Linked DNA regions of Homo sapiens: region 1 is linked to region 2. A link is an interaction called in ENCODE POLR2A ChIA-PET data of the cell type or tissue named here. Cell type or tissue: PC-3. All regions are shown on one strand. Each heading gives the region's core, and the rest is flanking DNA. Links, peaks and the distances in the headings are about the cores only.

Evidence for each region. Peaks named below come from ENCODE experiments on the same cell type or tissue, not always from the same donor. Only the 100,000 strongest peaks of a DNase experiment are listed, where the experiment ranks them.
Region 1: POLR2A ChIA-PET joins it to region 2 with 19 read pairs; 1 of 35 experiments calls an interaction of 5 or more read pairs at or near these places.

What each region holds. Positions count from the first base shown.
Region 1 is chr18:7,575,085-7,582,937 of GRCh38, forward strand. All of the region lies in intron 1 of PTPRM (protein tyrosine phosphatase receptor type M), which reads left to right. Among named protein-coding and RNA genes, the nearest start is that of PTPRM, 12 kb to the left of the region's middle. RefSeq lists an enhancer at 2,613-3,369. In PC-3, for the core only: no CTCF peak of the experiment used is centred there; no DNase peak of the experiment used is centred there; H3K27ac peaks cover 554 bases.
Region 2 is chr18:8,444,064-8,451,916 of GRCh38, forward strand. No RefSeq gene overlaps it. Among named protein-coding and RNA genes, the nearest start is that of RAB12, 160 kb to the right of the region's middle. In PC-3, for the core only: no CTCF peak of the experiment used is centred there; DNase peaks (open chromatin) are centred at 3,068 and 4,228; H3K4me3 peaks cover 308 bases; H3K27ac peaks cover 2,311 bases.

The DNA of each region.
Region 1 (7,853 bases), core at 2,407-6,406, 870 kb before region 2:
GACAATGTGTATCCTAAAATTGAGCCTAATTTTTCTCTGAACCCTCAAAGACAACCATTGCATCTCTGTCATTTAACACTCCAGGTAAATAAAAATAATCATGATGTCTTTTAACAGATTGATCCTGAGCGCTTTGTAGCCGGCCTTTCTGAGAAACAGCTGAAGAGTGCTTCCCTGCTGCCGGTTGCTCCTGCTGCCATCCGCAGCTGATCACTAGGTGTAGCTGCGTCCCTTAACCCCCCTGCCTGAGCCAAGCAAGGTCCAGCCCCATCCATAGATGGCTTCCTGGACAGCTAAAGAAAGGCACGAGAGCGGACTTTCATCCGCTTACGTGTGCATCTCTAAGTCTTTATTGTAAAATTGAGTTCTTTAGTGGGAGTTGTAGTTCCACTGCTACTTGTAGTGTAGTTTGTTGAAATTCAGCACTGATCCAGAGACAACTTTAGATTCACCTGCTACAGTCTTACTCAATTTTTTCTTTTTTCTGCTGTGTCATATGTTGCTGCTAATCTACATGTAGTGGTAAAACTGGAAGAAGTAGTATATATTTGCCAACTAAGTAAAGGGTTCATGTTAACCTTTGGGGCCTTCTTGTAGTAGACCAGAAAAAGCAGTGGTGTGGATGGCTCTGTGTAGGTGTGTAACATCTTTAGGACATGGCTTGTCTGTACTTTTCTTACGTCTGCAAGGAGTGACTTCTACAGCACTGAGGGTTTAGGTATGTAATTCAAGAAGTCATGAAAATCTGCCTGGAAATCTGATTCAGCCATTTTTCCTGCTTAAAACTCAGAAGACTAATGAGTCATCAAAAACTTTATATGAAATGCAAGTGTTGGGCTTTGGGTTAGAAGTCAGGGCAGGGTGGAGAATCTGATTGAAGATGGCTGTGTGGCTTCCTTTCGAAACTGGGGCTAGCAGGGGTTGGAAATGACCTTGCAAGCTAAAAGAGCAAGGATTGCAGGACATACAGGAGAGATGAATGAGAGGAGAGGAGTCAGAGACTTGTCAAAACTGATAAGGTTTTAGCATCTCCCTCTGAAGAAAAGGCCACTGTTTAACAGAATGATTTATTTCAACATGCACCAGCCAAAGCAGAAGCAAAGCATTTACTTTTTATGGGCTGCAAAGCATAAAAGCTTATAGAGCATCAGTTTTTCAGATGGGTGAATATTCATTTTAATCTCTCTTTCTATTCAATATGCAGAAAGCAGATTTATTGCATACAATGAGAAGAGTGCATATTAGTGTGGGTTACTCTGGGAGTCTGAGGCCCCATTACTTTTCCCTGGCTTCTAGCTATGGAATCAAAATGGGCTCACAGGTAACAGGTAGGCTTTGACAGAGGGTGAGAAGGAATTGGACCACACCCTTTGTATAGTCTGTGTTTTTTTGATTTTTTTTTCTCAAGGCGTCTTGCTCTGTCATCCAGGCTGGAGTGCAGTGGCAGGATCACTGATCATGGCTCAATGTAGCTTCGACTTCCTGGGCTCAAGCAGTCCTCCCACCTCAGCCTCCTGAGCAGCTGGGTCCATAGGCACAAGCCACCATGCACGGCTAATTAAAGAAAAAAATTGATAGAGATGGGGTTTTGGTACATTGCCCAGGCTAGTCTTAAACTTCTGGGCTCAAGTAGTCTTCAGCCTCCCAAAGTGCTGGGTTTACAGATGTCAGCCACTCTGCCTGGCCCAGCCTGTTTTTGATGGATACTATTTGTTCTCTCTTCTCTGTTTGAGTAGCTTGAGGTACTTTACATCATGTAATAAGCACATGCTTAAAATGAACTTAAAATGGACTCAGTGTGATGTTCCATCTAGATATACAATTATAAGGTGGTTTAAAGCATTCCTTTTAACATACTCATAATGTGTAAAACCAGATTACTTAACAATTTTAGCATGTAGTAGTCACTCAATAAATATTTGTTGAATGAATGAAGAAACAATTTAAAGAAGCTCCCTTGGAGAAGAAAAAAATCAAATAACTTATGCTTAAGGCTGTTTTTTTTTTCCTACTTCCTATCAAGTTTGACTTAGGTATCTCCAATAACCTTAACAATAGAACCAGGCTGTGTGTTTAGTGCCTGGTGCCATTAGCAATTTATAGGTGTATAGAGACACAGTTGCTAAATTTAAAGGAAAAAGTATTACCTTTTGTTAATTAAATATATAAAAGTAAGACTGTAGTTTTATTGTGTATAATAAAAATGTATAAATCAGTTATTGCTATAAAGTAGCATTTTGATATAATACTGATCACTAAAAAATGAAATTTACTATGCAGTAGATTTATCATGACTGTACTCTAGGGGGATTTGATTTAGTCACTGGTATATTAAAGGAACCATGGTATCACCAGAAAGAAGATTCCATGACAGGGAATAATATATATTATCTCTGCTGCCTTTTATTTCTGATATAGAATGAAATGAATTATACCTACACAGAGCTCAGACAGCATCATGATAACATCAGGCTCATCTTCATTACAGCAGGCATGTTCTCGTTCCTTTTTCATTCAGTGTATCATACTCTCAAGTGATAAAACTTAATAAAAAGAGGCTACTTTGACAACAACCTCATAAACTGTGTTTTCTACTTCCTCAACTTCTGAAGTCTTGAACACCAAATGTGGTGTAAAATTTCCACCATGAGTTCAGGTCATTGGCTCTCATTGGCATTGTGTTCTGTGTGTGTGTGTGTGAGGGAGGTTCTCCCTCGTCTCTCTGTCTGTCATCATTTTCATCCCAAATGTGTGACTTTTTAAAGAGCCTCTGCTTTTCTTTCTAATCTTGCTCAGTAGGCAGGGGCCCCTGTGAGACAGCTGGTTGAGAATGCTTGGTATGTTTGGAGTGCAGCATGCTTTGTCAGAGAGGGACAGGACACAGTGGGGGTCTGAGGCTGTGACATCAGCCATGGGGATCCCTGAGCTGTTGAAAGAAGGGCAGTAGTAGCCTCTGGTTGGATCAGGTCTTCCTGGCATTGAGTTCTCCTTCTACCTCTAAGTAGCCATGAGACCTTGGGTGTGTTATTTCATTTTAAAATACCCTGCAGGATGATGATGATGATTATGATGATGATGATGATAATGATGATTTTTAGACAGGGTCTCACTCTTGTCACCCAGGCTGTAGTGCAAGTGGCATGATCATAGCTCACTGCAGCCTTGAACTCCTGGGCTCGAGCGATCCTCCCACCTCAGCCTCCTGAGTAGTTGGGAGCATAGGTGCATCACCATGCCTGGCTAATTAATTTTTTTTTTTTTTTTTTTTTGAGACGGAGTCTTGCTCTGTCGCCCAGGCTGGAGTACAATGGCGTGATCTTGGCTCACTGCAAGCTCCACCTCCCAGGTTCATGCCATTCTCCTGCCTCAGCCTCCCGAGTAGCTGGGGCTATAGGCGCCCGCCACCATGCCCGGCTAATTTTTTGTATTTTTAGTAGAGATGGGGTTTCACTGTGTTAGCCAGGATGGTCTCGATCTCCTGACCTCGTGATCCGCCCACCTTGGCCTCCCAAAGTGCTGGGATTACAGGCGTGAGCCACAGCGCCTGGCCAATTTTTTTTTTTTTTTTAAGAGACAGAGGTCTTGCTTTGTTGCCTTGGCTGGTCTCAAAACACCTGGGTTCAAGTGATCCTCCCACCTCAGCCTCCCAAAGTGCTGGGATTACAGGCGTGAGCTGCTAATGCCCAGCCTCCTTGCAGAGTTATTGCAAAGACTAAATCAGAGAACCAATGCTGTGATGTCAGGGGCCCCTGGGGTGATAGGGCTTCATGTGTAATTAGTGGTCAGAATAAGACGGGTCCATCAGTCTGTTCCCCCATCCTCATGCAGATTACAGATTTAAGCATAGGAACCCTGTGCTTTCATAAGTGAAAAAGTGTTGAATATTGGCAATTTCACATGATTCAGACTAACACATCCCCTTTCTGGGTCCAAGGCTTTGATAGTTGTGGTGCTGGGAGGTTGTATAAGTGACATAGAAGTATGTGTATGTGGTTATGTATGTCTAGATTTTATAAACAGGGCCAACATTATGTTTGAAAAGAAAAAAGCCCCCTGAAATTAGCAAAATAATCATGTTAAAATTGGCATCATGAAAAGCCAGCACTGCTCGGTGCCATGGAAGGCCCTGCATCCTGGATACCTGCATTACAGTCACCTGAAGCACTTGTTAAAAATGCAGATTCCTGGCCCCACCAGACCTACAGAGTCAGAAACTGGAAAGAAATACCTCATATGATTTTGATCTTCTTTAAAGTTGAAGAGCTACTGGAAGGAAAGTAACAGTGACTCAGAGACCCTGCCTTTGTATTGAATTTATCACATCTACTATGAGGAGTGTTAAGAAAGCATCTGAGGATTACTATTAATACATGAATTTTTACATAGCAAACTATAATTGGCCAGAGAGCATTTCTTTTATAAAGCAGAGGCTTTTCAGCATTAGAAGAGAAAATGAGTTATGAAACAATTACATTATAGAAACTTATCTGCTTCGTATATATCTTGCAACTTGGTGACCTCTAGTAAATGTGGCATCACTCTGGAATGTTTAGAATATAGTGAAAGAATAAAGACATTTTGGAGTAATCAGAACACAGATGATTTTAGATCTCTAAATTTGCCAATTTGAGCTGCATTTTGAGATGACTCATTCAGGGAAGATCATGAGACAAGATGATCTGCAAAGTATTTTGGGAAGATTATTTTCCAGCACTTAGTCCTTTACTTCATGTTCATTGAAACATGTGAACGTTGTGGAATGATTTGTCTTAGGTGCCCCATAAGGATGGACCAAAAGCTTGGTGCTTTGATTGCAGTAGTTTTAAAAAGTCTCACAAACCTCAAAATGGGCATATTGGTCTGTTAAAGCACTTGAAATTTCCACTAGCTCATCATTTTGGCCAAGGAAGAAAGGTCTTTGTCAAAATGTCGTCTCTAGGAGAGGTGGCTCATTAAGTTATCTTAAATATGACATCTCTAACTAGCTGTCACCTCGATAAGTTGACATCTTTAGATTCTCCCTTGTAAAATGACATTTGATTCAAGGATCTCTCCAATATCTTAAAGAGTATGAGGATTGTCATCAGCTTATGTCTTAGTTCAGATTAGTTTGTCAGATGGCACAGCAAAAGAGAATGAGACTTGGATCATTGGGTCATTTTTGATAGGTGAGCATGGGAGACATGTCTAGAGCACTGGGTCCCATCTGAGAGAGTGCCTGATACAGCATGAGGTTGCTTGCTAACAAGAAGTGGGTGTTGAAGGGCTGTCTGCAAGATTTTAGATGCTTTGAACATTTGCCATAGGCTTCATCTGCTAAGCTATGCACTTAGCATAAGCGAAGTTCACTCTTTCTCTCTGTACTTGAGAATGTAGCTACCATTCACAGGTGACGCCAAAGGCTCTTCAGCAACTAGACTGTTAAGGCCTGTGGCTTTCTTCTTAAATATTGATAATATACGTAAGCCTTATTTCAGGGGCTTAGCATTGATAGTCATAAGTGATAACCATATATTGAGCACTAAGTATGTGCTAAATAGTGTGCTGAGAGGGTATGATATTCTCAAACTTATTGCCCCCCATTTACAAATAAAAGCTTGGCTGAGAGAATCAACGGAGACTTTGGGAGGTAAAGTCGTCTCCACTCCCAACCCAACCATGTCATCCGAACGTGGGGTACATGTACCATATTATGTCTCCCTCCCCATACATACACAGAGTAGTGTTTTCCTGATTTATGCTTTACTTTGATGCCATCCTCCTGTATTGAAGTGTGCTCTAAGAAAAAGCATTTCAAATGTAGTGTTGTGGCTGCTAGGAAGATATTAAGTGATGTTGTATTATGTCATATAAAATCCGTATGATGACCTTCTGGAGAGATTTCTTTCCGGTTCAGGGAAAGGTGTGATTCTCCTGTGCAGTCAGATTCTTCTCGTGGACACAGTGAGCAATATAACCCATCAACTTTCTTTTTTCTGTCGGCTGTTAGAAAGCCAGATTCAAATGCATGTTTTGTAGTAGCTGGAACTTTTATATTGAACTGAAAACCTCAGTCAAAGCTGGCCTGCATCAAACAGGGAATTTTTTGGCTCTTGTAACAGGTAACAGAGAAGGCCAAAGGTGGGCACGGGATTCCAAGTCTTCCTTGCTAAGCATCTTTTCTCTCTATGTGATGTTTCTAAGGAGTTACAGGCTAAATCCCTCTGGCTCCAAGCCTAGTGGAAAGAGAAATTCTCTTCCCTCATGGTACAACTCACTCCTGTGATTGGGCTCCAAGAAAAAAATAAAAATAAATAGGTTCTGTTACCAGTTGAAGAGTAGATAGTACCTGGACGAAAAGCAGCAAACTGCCAGAGCATTCATCTATGCAGTCGATGCTTGTTTCTGGGTCTTTTTGCTGGCCTGATTCTTAGTCACTTCTCACATCATTTTAATTTATTTTGCTGTATTTTATGTATCATTATAAATGCATTAAACCTTTTTGGGTGGTGGCAGAAAGTAAATTAGTTTCAAATCTCATCATTTGCATCAGTGCTCCAAATGTACCTTTTGTGTGTGCATGTTTCATTTACTTTTTTTTTTTTTTTTTGAGACAAGGTCTTGCTCTGTCACCCCAGCTGGAGTGCAGTGGTACGATTATAGTTCATTGCAGCCTTGACATCTCAGGCTCAAGTGATCCACCTCAGCCTCCAGAGTAGCTGGGACTCCCAAGCAGCATGCGGCACTATTCCTGGCTACTTCACAAAAATTTTTTTTGAAGAGATGACTTCTCGTTATGTTGCCCAGACTAGTCTCAAGCTCCTCGCCTCAAGCCATCCTCCTGCCTCAGCCTCCCAAAGTGTTGGGGTTACAGGCATGGGACACCCCACCTGGCATAAAATTTATTTTTTTAAAGCATCAAAATCTTTTGGCTAAGCAAATTTTACATAGGTAGAAATGTGTACAAATCTTTTGGTTAAATAAAGTTTTATGTGAACATATTTTTAAAAAGGCTATCCAAATTGGCAAACAAGGTATATTGGTTAGCTATTGCTGTGTAACAAAGCACCTCAAAACTTAGTGACCTAAAACAACCACCATTTACTAAAACTTAGTGACCTAAAACAACCACCATTTACTATTCTTCATGTTCTATGGGTGCCTCTGCTGACCTAAGTTGGGCTCGGTATACTTTGTGTATATGTGTCTCTCCTCGGTGATCTTGGCTGAGCTTTCTTGAAATTTTGCTGCTGTCCTTCTGTAGGCTGGTCTAGGATGTCCTCAGCTGGGACAGTTGGACTCTCGTACATGTGATCTCTCATTCCAAAGAGAGAGCAGAAGTGAACCAAGACTTCTGGGCTAATGCTTGGGAAGAGTACGTTGTCACTTCCACCTCTTCTCCTGGCCAAAGCCAGTTACAAGGCCAGCCTAGAATCAAGGGTGGGGAAATAGTCCTCACTCCTTGGTATGTGAGGCTGCAGGGTCACATGGTAAAGAGTACGGATACAAAAAGAGGTGGGAAATTGGGACTTACAGAGGGGTCTGCTAGGACCAGCACATATGACCTAAATGCCTCAGCTTCTCAGAACAGTTGGGAAATCATGGGCAGCATGGGAAAAAGAAAAGTTTAGGGTTGGAAGAACTGCGTTCAAGGGCCAGCACTGCTGCTTACTGTCATCTGAAGGGTGAAGTTGTTAACTTCGGTGAACTCACTTCCTTATCTGCAAATAGGGTCAATCGGTGGCATTCTCATTCATGGGTTTACTTCAGAGATCAAATAATATGAATTTTTTTCAATCCCTGTGTCCCTGGGTGAGTTCTGAAGGTTATAATAGCCTCATTAAACTTGAGTTCTCAAGGTGGCTGTGCTATTT
Region 2 (7,853 bases), core at 2,007-6,006:
CTGACTTTGTGATTCATCCGCCTTAGCATCCCAAAGTGCTGGGATTACAGGCATGAGCCACGGCACCCAGCCCGAGAAATAATATATTTTAATTAGTTTTAATTTGTCCTCTTATTAACAGTGATGTTGAGTCTTTTTTCATATATTTAAGGAACATTTTAACATATTTTTGTTAATTATTTGTTCATGTATTTGCCCATTTTTCTCTCAGATATATATATTAGGAATATTAGACTTTTCTTATATATGCTGCAAATTTTTTTCCCAGATCTTCATTTTCTTTTGATATGCAAAAGTTATTTTCATTTTTATGTCGTTGAACTTATCAATCTTTTCTTTCATTTCATTTAGATTTTGAGACATAGAAAGCTTTTCCCTACATCCAGGTAATAAGTTACAGAGAAATTCATCAATGTTTTCTTCTAGCTCTTGTGTGGTTTCAGTTTTTACATTTGGACTCCTGACCTTATTTATCTTTGTGTGTGGTATGAGGTATGGATCTAATTTTTATCTTTTTCCAAGTGGTTAACCAGTTGTCTCAGTATCATTTACTAAAAATTCCATCTCTGCCACAAGTGATTTAAGATGCCACCTTTATCATATACTAAATTTTCATATGTAGTTTGGTCTATTTCTGGTGTGTGTGTTCTGTTCAATAGGTCTTTCTGCCTACTCGTGCAACAATATGAGAGTTTCAATTGTTGAGGCTTTATAGTATGTTTCAATGTCTGATAGGGCTAGCCTCCCTCATATATATGTTTTGGCTATCCCTGCATATTTATTTGCTTGTTTTAGAGACAGTGTTTTGCTGTGTTGCCCAGGGTGGAGAGCAGCGGCGCAATCATAGTTCACTGCAGCCATGAACTCCTGGGCTGAAGTGATCCTCTGACCTCAGCCTCCCGAGTTGCAGTGACTACAGGTGTGCAGCACCACACCTGGCTAATTTTTATTTTTATTTTTTATTTTTTACAGAGATGGTGTATTAGTCCATTTTCATGCTGTTAATAAACACATACCAGAAACTGGGAAGAAAAAGAGGTTTAATTGAACTTAGGGTTCCACACGGCTTGGGAGGCCTCAGAATCATGGCGGGAGGTGAAAGGCACTTCTTACATGGCAGCAGCAAGAGAAAATGAAGAAGATGCAAAAAAATACCCTGATAAACCCATCAGATCTCATGAGACTTAGTCACTACCACAAGAACAGTATGGGAAAAACAGCCTCCATGATTCAAATTATCTCCCACCGGGTCCCTCCCACAACACGTGGGAATTATGGGAGTACAATTCAAGATGAGATTTGGGTGGGGACACAGAGCCAACCGTATCAGCTGGAATCTTGCTATGTTTCCCAGGCTGGACTAGAACTCTTGGCCTCAAGTAATCCTCCTACCTTGGCTTCTCCAAGGTCTGGGATTAAAGGCATGAGCCACCACATCCAGTCATGTTTATTTAGCATATAAGCTTTAATATCAACTTGTCAGGGTTTTAAAAGTTTCTTGGGATTGTGTTAAATGTATAAATTAAAATAGAGAGGACTAACATCTTTATATTGCTGAGTTGCCCTATCCAAGAGCAAGCTTAATATTTGCTCAAACCTAAGTTTGTACCTTCAAGACCTTGTTTATCTTTGTGTGTGGTATGAGGTGTGGATCTAATTTTTATCTTTTTTCAAGTGGTTAACCAGTTGTCTCAGTATCATTTACTAAAAATTCCATCTCTAAAATTCCATCTCTAAAATGGGCGGAAAAAAAAAAAAAAAGCATTGGGAATACCTGGTCTTTGAAACTTTGGTAGAATTATCCTATAAGACCATACGGGTCTGATGCCTTTTTTGTGTAAGAGTTCCTTGATAACTTTCTGTCTCTAATAGGATCAATTTTGGTAAACTCTATTTTTTAAGGAAATTATCCCTTTCAACTCAGCCTGTAAGTGATCTAATGCTTATTAAACTTCTTTCATGTCAAGTTATTTCCTTGTTGCCGTTTCTTAGTTTATTTATTTATGCTTTCTACCCCCTCTTTTTTTCTAAGTTAGCTAGTAGTTTATCTGTTTGGTTACTTTTTGAATGGAGGTATTGATTTATTGATTGTGAGTTATTGTATTAGTTTTCTAGGGCTCCTGTAGCAAAGTACCCCAAAATGGATGGTTTAGGCAGCCGACGTTTATTCTCTCACAGTTCTGGAGGCCAGAAGTCAGCGTTTGGTCTCAGCTCCGTCATACTACTTTATGTTAAAATTACCACATTGTGTTGAAAGTGCTGTGTTTCTTCTTCTTTGTGATGAGTTTATTTTGCTCTTTTAGTTTTTAAAACAATTTCTTTTGGGATTTAGGAAGGTTTCAAGTGTTGTTCTACCGACACTTTTCAAAAGAAGACATACATGCAGCCAGCCCAATCATATGAAAAAATCTCAACATCACTGATGGTTAGAGAAATGCAAATCAAAACTACAAGGAGAAACCATCTAAGGCCAGTCAAAATGGCTATTACTAAAAGTCAAAAAGTAACAGATTCTGGCAATGTTGCAGAGAAAAAGGAATGCTTATACACCGTTTGTGGGAGTTTAAATTAGTTCAACCATTGTGGAAGACAGTGTGGTGATTCCTCAGAGACCTAAAGACAGAACTACCATTCGACCAAGCAATCCCATTACTGGGTCTATACCCAAATGAATATAAATTATTCTATTATAAAGACACATGCACATGTATGTTCATTGCAGCACTATTCACAATCGCAAAGACATGGAATCAATCCAAATGCCCATCAGTAATAGACTAGATAAAGAAAATGTGGTATATTTACACCATGGAATACTATGCAGCCATAAAAAGAATGAGATCATATCCTTTGCAGGGACATGGATTGAGCTGGAGGCCATCATCCTTAGCAAACTGACACAGAAACAGAAAACCAAATACTGCACGTTTTCACTTATAAGAGGGAGCTAAATGATGAGAACACATGGACACATAGAAGGGAACAACAGACACTGGGCCCTACCTGAGGGCGGAGGGTGGGAGGAGGGAGAGGATCCGGAAAAATAACTAATGGTTACTAGGCTTAATACCTGGGTGATGAAATCATCTGTACAACAAACCCTCATGACTCAAGTTTACCTATTCAACAACCTTGCACATGTACCCCTGAATTTAAAATACTTGTTAAAAAAAAAAGTTGTGCTCTAGTAGTTATATTTGTACTCACAACGTTTTAAATGCCACTAGTCCCTTGTTAGTTTATTTTTATCTTTTACCACGTGGCTTTTAATTGTTTTCAATAAATTATTTAATACTATACTGAAATGTGTCTGTTGTACTCTTGAACACTCATCCACGAGATTGACCACAATTGCTGTGGCTTGCTGGTTTTTAATGGTATCCACCAACTGCTGGTGTCACAGTCAATGATATTGTTCTGCTTTTTCCTTTTCTGCTCCCTTCTCCTCCCACTTTTAGTTGCATTATTTCCCTACCGGAAAAATAAGCACTTTTTCTTTTCTCACACAGCCAACACAACACAGAACAGCTCTGGTCACTAAAATGGGGTGAGAAGTGCATTCCCCACACACTAAGCAATTCTCCAGAGACACTGGCTGGGTGTCCTATGATTCAACTCCATTCTGACACCACCTACCTGGATTTAGAGTCAGATCGCACAGGTTAAGGGCTCAGACCCACAAGACTGCACCCATTTCAGACACTAATTCCAAGTAGTAGGTTGTCACCTATATGTCTTACTGATTGGCTATAAATTGGGGTTCCCATGACCCACTCTTTGGGTTTGGTTAATTTGCTAGGAAGGCTCACAGAACTCAGAGAAACACATTTACAAGCTTATGAGATTAATAGAGGATGTGACAAAGGACAGAGATGAAATTCAGGTAAAGAGGCGCAATAGGGTGAGGTCTGGAAGGGTCGTGAGTGCAGGAGCTCCTGTCATCAGGGAGTTGGGGTGCACCACCCTCCCAGCACACAGATGTGTTCAACCCTGAAGCTCTCTAAACCCCATAGTTCAGGTGTTTTATGGAGGCTTCACCCATCATGTAGGTGTGATCAACAATTAACTCGATAACCAGCTCCTCTCCTTTTCCCGGAGGTTGAAAGATGGAGGTGAACGTTCCAAGCTTCTCATTACGGTGTGGCCTTTCTGATGACGATCCCCAATCCAGGAGTCCACCAAGAGTCACCTCATTGGAACAAAAGACGCTCCTACTGCCCAGGAAATTCCAAATGATTCAGCAGCTCTGTGTCAGGATCCAAGATCGAAGCCAAATATTAGAACAAAAGATTATCTCAGCATCTGTCTACAAGGGTTTTAGTAGGAGTTTGGTCTCAGGAACTGGGGGCAAAGATCAACAGATACATATTTCTTATTATTCACAGAATATATGACACATGGCATATAACATACAACATATAAAATACTATTCCTCCACCCTTGTTCTGAATTATTTTTATTCATGGATCTACAAATGACTATTAAGTGCTTATTATAAATACTTCTGTTGAAGTTTTCCCATTCAGATGTTGGTTGAATGAAGTTCATCCTGTAGTTGATTCCTCAAGAGAGGCTCACAGAGAATTCTCTATATTTTTGTTTGTTTAAAACTCTTTTTCTATAACCTTCATACTTTAAGCATAGCTTCACTTGATATAAAATATTTTGTACATATTTTCCATGACTCTGTTGGAAAATACTGCTTAGTTGTTGACATACGTGTACGTTGTTTTTGGGAAATCTGATACCAGTCTTATTCTCTTGTCCTTGAAGGTTATTTTATTTTATTTTATTTTGAGATGGAGTTTTCACTCTTGTTGCCCAGGCTGGAGTGAAGTGGTACGATCTTGACTCACTGCAACCTCTGCCTCCCAGGTTCAAGGGATTCTCCTGCCTCAGCCTCCTGAGTAGCTGGGATTACAGGCATCTGCCACCATGCCCGGCTGGTTTTATGTATTTTTAGTAGAGACAGGGTATCATCATGTTGGCCAGGCTGGTCTTGAACTCCTGACCTCAGGTGATCCACCCGCCTCAGCCTCCCAAAGTGCTGGGATTACAGGTTGAGCCACCGCACCCTGCCAGGATTTTTTTCTTTATCTTTAAATTCTAATAGTTTCACTGGGATACGTCTCAGAGTTGATGATTTTTGGTTTATCCAGGTACTCAGTGGCCCCCTTCAGTATTGAGATTTCAGTTTCCTCATAATTCCAAAAGGTTTTCTTGCAATGTAGTAGTTTGATATATAAACTTTGTTCCAGCATTTTGTTTTTCTTCTTCATGGTCTTCAATTACATATATTGTCTGCTTCTTCCATTTCAGTTGCTTTCTCTCTGAACTTTTTTCTTCTTTCTTTAGCTTATTTGTATTTTTTAGCTACTCTCCTGCCTTCCTTCAATGCTTCTTCTTAAATTTTCATTTCTGTCTATTATCCCTTGTGCAACTGGGAATGTATTTTTTATTCCTGAGATCATTTTGTCTTTTTCATTTTCTTTCCTGAGATCAATCAACTCTCTTTATTTCTTTCTATTTTTGTCTTTCTGGTTTAAGCTTTTTAATTTCTGATTGAAGATGATATTTTCTATCCTGAAATGTTTGTTTGATGAGATCTCACTGAATTTTGAGTGTAACGTGACTGTTGTCTTCTGCTTTGTGATCATTTGGGGGAGGAAGAGTTTGATGCACTGAGAGGTTCTCGTTGTTAAACTAGGTTTATATATATTTAGTTTGCTCTGCCTATTCATTTTATGGGATGGGTTACAAGACTACTAGTTAAGGGCCCCTCTCTGTCAGCGTAGGAAAGTGTGGTTTCTTTAATGGGTGGCTTGTTTTGGAGGGGCATGGGCGAAGGGTTATGCGAATGTTTTTTGCTTCTCTCTTGCCCTTCAGAGTCCTAAAGCTTCCCACTTATGCCCTGTCTTCCAAAGAATCTTCCTTCCTTTTAGCTTCTGCCCTAGAAGTGATGCCCTTGGAGACAGGTCACTTTGTATTTTTGGCGTAGGAGCCTCTCCTGTGGGCAGTAATCTTGGGTCAGTCTCAGACCCACCACTAGGCGGACTCTCCTCTCCTCCATTCCCTTTTTCCCATACCGCCCTTGCTTTCCATTGTCTTGAGACCCGGACATGGGAAATGGCTTGCTGAGATTTGGTGTTCATTGCTCCACTCTCCAGCAGCTTAAAGTTTGTGAATTCTCCATCTCCTACATGTGCTGAGGGTTGGGCTTCACATCACCTCGTCTGACCTTCCTGTTGTTGTCTACTGATTTTTGGAGGATATGTTGGGAGATTCAGATTAATCCAGATGCTATTACTTCAACTTCCTAGAATTCTTTATATGTTTTTGATTAACATAAAAAGAAAAAAATTACTTGGTGTTTTAAAATTCAAAAACCTTTCAGCAAAATTAAATAGATTATAATTAATTTCCAGTTTTTGGAGGTCCCGGAAGGTGACTTTAGTTCTAACATGCAATTGGATGAACAAAATATTTCAACATGTGATGTCCTCGGAGAGAAAAGCAATAAAATGTGTCCTTGGTGGTGTTAATATCAGGAACCTCAGAGTGAACTTTTATGCCTGAATTCTTATCAGTGTGGTCACAGCCACAGTGACACTAACGGGGGACATCCCAGGCCCTAAGCCAGGAGGAGTAAACATGGCCCCTTCAGAAGCCCTCCCTCTCCAGCAAGCAGCCCTCCACTCACGGCTCATTACAGCCCTCCTTGGGTGTTTGGCTGAGGGATGTTCCCCCAATATAGGCACGAAATTTACCAACATCCTGGCATTTGTCTCAATCAAAGAAAAGAAAAAGATTGAGTCTATGGCCAAGTACGGGAAAACACTATGTGACTTCTTTGCCTCTTTTCTTTCTTGCCCTCAATAACCATCCTCAATAACTGGTAAATAAGACAAATGGACCCAAGTGCATACACAGAGACACACTCACACACACATGCACGCCAAGCTGGAGCCATGCCCGCAGCCTAGCAAGGCCTCCCTTTCCTTCCCTCCAAGCACACGCGCCATCAGGGGTATCTGAGAGGCCTTGGTCAAAAAGGAGTGACAGGAACAGACAGCCCCACCTCCACCCCACATGCTATGCTCCCAGCTTGGGGCTCCTGCCCAGGAGTCAGGGCCACAGAGGCCCTGCCCCATGTGCGGTCAGCACCACTCAGGGTTCTCAGAATCAGCTTACCCTCCAGGGGCCTGCATTGCTCATTAGTAGCCATCCCTAACATTCGTGCTCATAGAGTCCCCATGAGCTGATGGGTGGACTAGAACATGGAATATTATGCTCAGTAAATGTTTGGTTTCGGGAGCTACAGTGGTGATCGTGAGGTGCAGAGGTTGAGTATGGGTCACCGTGGGGCCAGCCTGTCTTCCTTTGTTCCCTGCCTGCAGAGCCGGCCCCATCCTGGCTTGGGTGTGGGTTCAATTGTTCAGTGGTGTCACCGAGGTCTTTCCCACTTCCTACAAGCAGCCGCCAGGGGTAGGGTGCTGAAGCAGGGAGAAAGAAAACTACAATACGAAGATTTTCCCTCTCACCTCTGCAGTTTTTCTGTGGCTCCAAGGATTTTCTTTTGTGCAAAAACAAAAAGGAAAAAAGAGTCTTTCATCTGCCAAGATTTTTACTTACCACATATGAAAGGGTAGCGTCTTCTATGGATTTTTAAATGCCTTGAAATGGGTATCAAAGAGTCCGAGGCCCATTAATCTAAATTGCTTTAACACTTGGAGAAGAAAAAAAGGCATTTTCTAAAATCTGCAAATGAGACTAACCTACAAAATTATGCATTAAATGCTGGGGGAAAAAACTTTAGGTTTTCACTTGAAACAAGCATCTTTAAAAGGAAAGAA